Linked DNA regions of Homo sapiens: region 1 is linked to region 2. The links are chromatin loops, found by intact Hi-C in ENCODE. Cell type or tissue: natural killer cell. All regions are shown on one strand.

Region 1 (4,000 bases), 270 kb before region 2:
GCAGGTGTGTGACGGGCCCTCCAGGTATGTGACAGGCCCTCCAGGTGAGTGGTGGGCCCTCCAGGTGTGTGACGGGCCCTGCAGGTGTGAGGGGCCCTCCAGGTGTGTGAGGGGCCCTCCAGGTGTGTGATGGGCCTTGCAGGTGTGTGAGGGGCCCTCCAGGTGAGTGGTGGGCCCTCCAGGTGTGTGACGGGCCCTGCAGGTGTGAGGGGCCCTCCAGGTGTATGATAAGCCCTCCAGGTGGATGGAGTGCATTGGCCTGGAGGTTCCCTGTTTCCCATCACACAGCTCCTCACCGCTCACGGCCTTGCCTGTCGAGAGCAAGGAGGTCGAGAGTGTGTGTGTTGATGGTGATGGGCGGGAGGGGGTCGGGGTGAGGGTCTGTCTGGTAGTTTTCGGTAAAGGAGTTCTTTCCTGGGGCAGCACCCACACCGGGCCGTGTGGGAACCTGAGGCCCCGCTTTACCCAGGAAGCCTAGCAGAGAGAGTTTCCTGGGAAGGGGAGGTAAGTGGGGCATTTATCTCACTCCCCATTTTAGACAAGAATGGAGCAGCGCAGGCCACGGAGATGAGGCATGGGCTCTGGACTGTGGCGTCAGCCGCCTGGGTGGGAATTCCAGCTCCACTTGCCACCCTCACAGTGGGGCTGGGCCCAAGCAGGTGTCGTCTGAGACCAGCAACAGCTGCCTGATCCCCAAGGGAGAGACAGCCCCGTCCCAGGAGGCAGCCCGGGGTTGCCAAGCTCAGGGGGAGGCAAAGGCCACACTGGGCCCAGCTAGCATCACCTGTGGGTAGCTGAGCGAGGGTAACAGAGCCGCCTGCCCCGAGGGGCACCACGATGCGGGATTTCCACGTCTATTTGAGCAACATAATTAGCCGCTTCATCACATTTTCTACTTCTCTGTGTCTGTAACATGGTCTGAGCTCGCTCTCCAGAGAAGCACGGTCCCTCCTGTCTGACCCGGTCATGGGATTGGGGGTTGTCACCCAGAACAGCAAATGTGCATCACGCTGCAGGACCTGCTGGTTGGTCGGAAGCAACTGGAAGGTCTGGCAAAATTCTGGTCCAGTGAGGCCTCCCTTTCACAGAGATGGGAGGTGGCCATGTGGCTGGCCCTGCTGCCGCTGCCAGGGCTGCATCAGGGGCACCCGAGCAAGGCTCCTCCAGCAGGACACCGGGAGCCAGGGCCACAGCAACACCCAAGCAACCGTGTGCCCTCTCCTTGGGGTGGGAAACCAGCCAGCTCCACCTGAAATCTAGAGTGCCCAGAGCCTTGAGGCACTTGGTTCCTGACACCTAGAAGTTCAGCTCTTGGGACGTCGGAAGTGAGGTGTTGCTTTCAAGGACAGGAAGCCCGTACACTGGCCAGGAGCAGGAAGACGCAGCAAAGCTCAGCCCCAGATGGCTTGGCTGGATCTTTCCATGAAGCTGCTGAGGAAACAGTACTGTCATGCCTCTGCAGCTTCTGATGACGCCCTGAGGCCAGTCCTCAGCCTGGGGCCTGGGAGTGACTTCAGGGCTGCAGAAGAAAAGGGGTGTGGGTGTCACTGTGGTGTGGGTATCACTGAGGTGTGGGTGTTGCTGCAGCATGGATGTCCCTGTGGTGTGGGTGTCCTTGTGGTGTGGGTGTCCCTGTGGTGTGGGTGTCGCTGCTGCATGGGTGTCACTGAGGCGTGGGTGTCACTGAGGTGTGGGTGTCGCCGTGGTGTGGGTGTCGCTGAGGTGTGGGTGTCGCTGCTGTGTGGGTGTCGCTGAGGTGTGGGTGTCGCTGAGGTGTGGGTGTCGCTGTGGTGTGGGTGTCGCTGAGGTGTGGGTGTCGCTGAGGTGTGGGTGTCCCTGTGGTGGGGGTGTCACTGAGGTGTGGGTGTCGCTGAGGTGTGGGTGTCGCTGTGGTGTGGGTGTCCCTGTGATGTGGGTGTCACTGTGGTGTGGGTGTCACTGCTGCATGGGTGTCACTACCATGTGGGTGTCCCTGTGGTGTGGGTGTCCCTGTGGTGTGGGTGTCCCTGTGGTGTGGGTGTCGCTGCTGCGTGGGTGTCACTGAGGCGTGGGTGTCACTGAGGCGTGGGTGTCCCTGTGGTGTGGGTGTCACCGTGGTGTGGGTGTCGCTGCTGCGTGGGTGTCACTGAGGTGTGGGTGTCACTGTGGTGTGGGTGTCCCTGTGGTGTGGGTGTCACTGTGGTGTGGGTGTCACTGCTGCATGGGTGTCACTACCATGTGGGTGTTGCTGCTGTGTGGGTGTCACTGCAGCGTGGGTATCACTGAGATGTGGGTGTCGTTGCCACATCGGTGTCGCTGCAGTGTCAGTGTCACTGCCGTGTGGGTGTCACTAGGTGTCATGTAGGTGCCATTGTGGTGTGGGCAGGACGTTTCCCTTCACTCTCAGAGGGACGGACCCGTACCCTGAAGTCCAGATTCACATCCTGTCATGGGGACAGCCTTAATTGTCACAGTCATGCCTCATGACCTTAACTTTGTGACTCCAAGCCTTCCAGACTGGGCAAAACCAGTCAAACAAACAGACACCATGACATGTGTGGCATTCGACACAAAAGCATTGGGCTGATCTGAGGTGGGAGTTTTGCTGGACCAGGGACTCATCAAGAATGTGCCTCCTTCAGTCTGGACATGGCCTCTCTCCTGCTTTGAAACCCTTCAGGGTTTCATTTATTTTTAGTTTTTATTTTTTAATGCTCAGGGAAGTCAGTGAAGTCAGGTGGAGATGGAGGAGGTGTTCTGTGTTTCACACTCAGGCATCGGCCTTGTGTGGGTAGCGTGTGGGTGGGGACTCTGAGGGTTTCGAGCCCTGAGGTGTCCTGTTTTGGGCTGGATGGGGAACTGCTCAGCTCCTTCCACTGCATCAGGCCCCGGAAAGTGCTCTGCAAGGAGGAAGGGGCTCAGGAGGGCTGCCCGCCTCACCGTCCTCCTCCCAGGAGCCTGTGGTGAACGGGCATGAGCTCATCAGACAAGACCCAGAGCGGAGGACAGAGGGGCCGTACCAGGACCACCTGGTGGAGGGATGCCCAGCCTCGAGGAGCACCTGAACCTGGAGTCTGTGTGGGGATCAAGACGGCCCACATGGGGGAGGCACAGAATCTCCTAGGAGTCCTGGTTTCCAGGATAACGGCTGCTTTCCCAGAGCCTGAGGGATATTGTGTCCTTCTGTTCTCTAGGGAAGGGCCCTTCCTGGAGGTGAGCTATAAGCAAAGTCATTTCAAGGGGGTTGCTTGGGGAGCTTTGATGTGGGGCCCCAAATGCACGTGGGTCCTAGCAATACCATTGTGAGGTAGAGGGGCCACTGCGCCTTTCCAGTGCCTGGCTCTGGCCTTAGTCAATGCCCCCGCTCTCGTGTGGAGGGGTGGCCGTGGCATGACCCCCGTACATAAGGAAAGACACAGGCTCCTCAAGCAATGAGCGGCGGTATCGGGGTTGACCTGCTAACATCATTGCCTCTGGCTGAGGAGGGGAAACCCACTTTGTACTTTATACTTTTGTTTCTGCACCCATTGATTTTTAAGCAAAAGCATGTATTACTATCCTAACCAACATAATTGAAAATTTCCAGAGAGCCCCTTCTGAGGGGGAGACTTTCATGGAAACTCAGAGAGGCTTCCATTAGTGACGGGAGAAACAGGCCTGGCCCTCCACACGGACACGCATCCGTCACAGCCAAGGATGAAGGCCTGTGTGCTGTGTGGTTGTCTTAGGCTGTTTTTATGAGACGGAGTCTTGCTCCGTCGCCCAGGCTGGAGTGCAGTGGCGTGATCTTGGCTCACTGCAAGCTCCACCTCCCAGGTTTCACGCCATTCTCCTGCCTCAGCCTCCCGAGAAGCTGGGACTACAGGCGCCCACCACCACGCCCGGCTAATTTTTTGTATTTTTTTAGTAGAGACGGGGTTTCACTGTGTTAGCCAGGATGGTCTCGATGTCCTGACCTCGTGATCCGCCCACCTCGTCCTCCCAATACTGGGTGAATTATCACACTTCTTTCTGACCATTC
Region 2 (4,000 bases):
TCTCCGCAGGCCCAACAGCCCCCGCTCCAGTGGCGCAGAGACCCCCGAAGGCCGGCACCTGGACGTTCCCCTTGAGCTATTCACTTAAGAAGAAAAAACAGTCCAGTCTCCATAGGGCACTCTTCTCATCCATTCTGAGAATTGAAAATCAGGCTTTTTGTTTGTTTTGTTTTTAACCTCAAACAGCACTGTTTCTAAACCACGGGGAGTGAATCCAAATCTGAAGACAGAATATGGACTGAACTTCGGGGCTCCCTGGGCTGCTGGCTGTCAGCTCACCTGTGCCCACCTACCCCGTGCCCACCTGCTTTACTTACCATCCTGGAAAGACTTCTCAGTCTCAGCCATGGCCCATGGCAGCCCAGGCAGCCCTTGCCTTCCGCTCTCTGCGAGGGAGCCCCTGGAGGGCGGCAGTGGAAGAGACGCTCTGAAGCCTCAACAGCTCCAGAGACCAGTGGGCAGCCTTTCCATTCCTGTGTGCCGGCCTGACATCCCCCCGCGTGAACTCCCTTGCACACACACGAACACACACACACAGAGATTACCCACACGCCCATTCAAACAGCAACTTAATAACAAGGAACTGAAAAAAAGAAAGGCTATTAGACCCAAATGAGAATCACAAGGTGGATCCCAATGAGAACTGTCTGCAGCATCACACTCACCGCTGTGTCTGAGAACAGGATTTTCCATTTCGGCAGTGGATCTAAACCTGATGCCCAGGACCTGTTTTAAGCAGTGAATCAAAGATCACAGAAGTTAAAGTTTGGCAAGTTTTCGACGTCAAGGAGATGGAAAGCCTAAAATCAGTTTCTGAACCACTAAATTAGAGGGAACAGCCTTGCTCGCGAATTTTCCAGAATTCCACAAACAATTAAGAAGACCCAGGGTAGGAAGCACATACAATTTGTTTTCTTTGATGGTTAAGTTGGTTTAAGGCACAGAGTTGAGAAGACAGGCAAGAAGAAGCAACTGTTCAAGCCCCAAGGAGAATCCTGAACCGACCCAGCCCCCAAGGAGAATCCAGAACCGACCCAGCCCCCGAGGAGAACCCAGAACCGACCCAGCCCCCGAGGAGAACCCAGAACCGACCCAGCCCCCGAGGAGATCCCAGAACCGACCCAGCCCCCGAGGAGAACCCAGAACCGACCCAGCCCCCGAGGAGATCCCAGAACCGACCCAGCCCCCAATGAGATCCCACAACCGACCCAGCCCCCGAGGAGATCCCAGAACCGACCCAGCCCCCGAGGAGACCCCAGAACCGACCCAGCCCCCGAGGAGACCCCAGAACCGACCCAGCCCCCGAGGAGATCCCAGAACCGACCCAGCCCCCGAGGAGATCCCACAACCGACCCAGCCCCCGAGGAGACCCCAGAACCGACCCAGCCCCCGAGGAGATCCCAGAACCGACCCAGCCCCCGAGGAGATCCCACAACCGACCCAGCCCCCGAGGAGATCCCACAACCGACCCAGCCCCCGAGGAGACCCCAGAACCGACCCAGCCCCCGAGGAGATCCCACAACCGACCCAGCCCCCGAGGAGACCCCAGAACCGACCCAGCCCCCGAGGAGATCCCACAACCGACCCAGCCCCCACGGAGAACCCAGAACCGACCCAGCACCTGGGCAACATTCTGCCCCCGGCCTCCTCCACTTGCTGGGCATGCATCACCGTCATCTGCAGCCACTTTCCCCAATGCCAGAATCAGAAATTTTCAAAATGGTTGAATAGTATTTGGTTATTTTTTGATAGGATATAATGCTTTTGTTCCTTCTTTGACTTCACGTTTTCTTTGTTCTCTAAGCTAAATGCCAGCATTTAAACTGTATACCGAGACACACAATTGTGTGAATATTAGCTTGAGGCTCTCTTAAGACAGACTCAGATATCCAAAGGCTTTGAACTCACAGAATTTTGTAAAACTCGAAGCACATTCGCACTGCCCTTTGGAACCTGCCTTGTCTACAGAGCTAATAGGCAAGACCCAGCTCACCCAGGGGGCTCGGGGATCCCCAGCCCTGCGTGACTTTGCAACACCAGCTGAGATGCCTGGTTCCCAGTTAAGTTACTAGGATGAGTTACAGCACTATTTATTCAAAACTCTGAGAGGCCCGTGTTACTGCTAATTCCAATTTTAACTTTTCTTCCAGAATGGCAGGAAGCGATGAGGGCAGCTGAGGTTTCCAGAGCTCGTGTGTAGCAGGCGCCACGGCTAGTGCATCATGTGAAATTATGTTGCTTTTCTCAACTGTGAGGTGGGGACTCAACATGGTTTCCATCGCAGCCCATACAGGCTGCTGTGGTTGACCAAGCTTCCTTTGCTGGCAGGGCTGGGTGTGTTCTGCTGGCTGCAGCTCACCACCATGCTCAGAATGGCTCATAATCATTTGTTGTGTACTGTTTTTTCCAAAGACACGTCTCTGAGACTACGTCAGCTGCACCTGGACATGGTCACACGTCAACATCATACAGAGTGGTTTCTCAGGTAGCAGAAAGTGACAAATGAGACACGGTTATTCTTGTAAGGCAACTGTGAAATAACAGGGTATCACACAAATTTAGGTGGCCATTGTCTTCGTCTCAAATTTTCTCCTTAAGAAATTAAAAACAGGAGAGAAAAACAAGTTTTCGATTAAAAAACAAGGAGATCCTGGGATCTCCGTGGGGGCTGGGTGGATCCTGGATTCTCCTCGGAGGCTGGGTCGGTTCTGGGATCTCCGTGGGGGCTGAGTCGGTTCTGGGATCTCCTCGGGGGCTGGGTCGGTTCTGGGATCTCCTCGGGGGCTGGGTCGGTTCTGGGATCTCCACGGGGGCTGGGTCGGTTGTGGGTTCTCCTCGGGGGCTGGGTCGGTTCTGGGATCTCCTCGGGGGCTGGGTCGGTTCTGGGTTCTCCTCGGGGGCTGGGTCGGTTCTGGGTTCTCCTTGGGGCTTGAACAGTTGCTTCTTCTTACCTGTCTTCTCAACTCTGTGCCTTAAACCAACTTAACCATCAAAGAAAACAAATTGTATGTGCTTCCTACCCTGGGTCTTCTTAATTGTTTGTGGAATTCTGGAAAATTCACGAGCAAGGCTGTTCCCTCTAATTTAGTGGTTCAGAAACTGATTTTAGGCTTTCCATCTCCTTGACGTCGAAAACTTGCCAAACTTTAACTTCTGTGATCTTTGATTCACTGCTTAAAACAGGTCCTGGGCATCAGGTTTAGATCCACTGCCGAAATGGAAAATCCTGTTCTCAGACACAGCGGTGAGTGTGATGCTGCAGACAGTTCTCATTGGGATCACATTTTCTTCTCTGTTCAGGTGGAGGCATTTCATACATTTTTTACCAGGACCAGACAACCTTGGCAAATCATCTAGAAAGCACAGTAAATGTGAAAATGTGATTAAATAAACAGGTGTTGGATTTCAGAATACTGTTTTATTTTTTTTCCTCAAAAGACATCTGCTTACCAATCTCAGTGTTACTGGGGCTGAAGGCCATGCTCTTTCCAATGATGGGACTACACTCAAGTGCTAATTTATTACAATTACAAGTTTCCCTTCACCACTGCTGATGGCATAATTTGACCACAAGTGTTTTGCAAATATATCACACCTGGTATTCCAGGACCCACTTCAACCACTGGCTTGACTCAGAATTTTCCAACAGGGACAATTAGCATGTGCCACCTGCTGGAAACACTAGCCACACCTGAAGTGAAAGGAGAATCCTGGAAAGTCTTCCCCTGGAGCTACCAGACTCCCCACTCTCGAGTCTGGTGGACACGGCACTGTCAGGACCCCTCCCCTCGGCAGAGAGTGGTGGTCGGCTGCAGGTCTGCCCACCGTCTGACGGGATTCCAGCTCTGCCCCAGTGCTTGGCACCTGGGTGCTTCTGTTAAACCCAGTCCCTCCCAGACCCTTCCCAGATTAAACCTGGACCCAGGACCCCGCCCTTAGCTGCATTATCACTGCCCAGCAGACCTGACCCTAACCCTAACCGCCAGAGATCCTGTTAAGC

The links. Hi-C counts contacts between places; a loop is a spot of excess contacts. Peaks named below come from ENCODE experiments on the same cell type or tissue, not always from the same donor. Only the 100,000 strongest peaks of a DNase experiment are listed, where the experiment ranks them.
Region 1: a loop joins it to region 2, with 10 times the contacts of the local background. A loop is called at or near these places in 1 of 110 quality-filtered maps.

The regions. Positions count from the first base shown.
Region 1 is chr13:113,874,498-113,878,497 of GRCh38, forward strand. No RefSeq gene overlaps it. Among named protein-coding and RNA genes, the nearest start is that of LINC00454, 7.0 kb to the right of the region's middle. RefSeq lists enhancers at 1-10, 11-557. In natural killer cell, no CTCF peak of the experiment used is centred here; DNase peaks (open chromatin) are centred at 1,654 and 2,094; H3K27ac peaks cover 1,702 bases.
Region 2 is chr13:114,146,371-114,150,370 of GRCh38, forward strand. No RefSeq gene overlaps it. Among named protein-coding and RNA genes, the nearest start is that of RASA3, 16 kb to the left of the region's middle. RefSeq lists enhancers at 1,950-2,009, 2,340-2,519. In natural killer cell, no CTCF peak of the experiment used is centred here; DNase peaks (open chromatin) are centred at 390, 2,361 and 3,551; H3K27ac peaks cover 1,528 bases.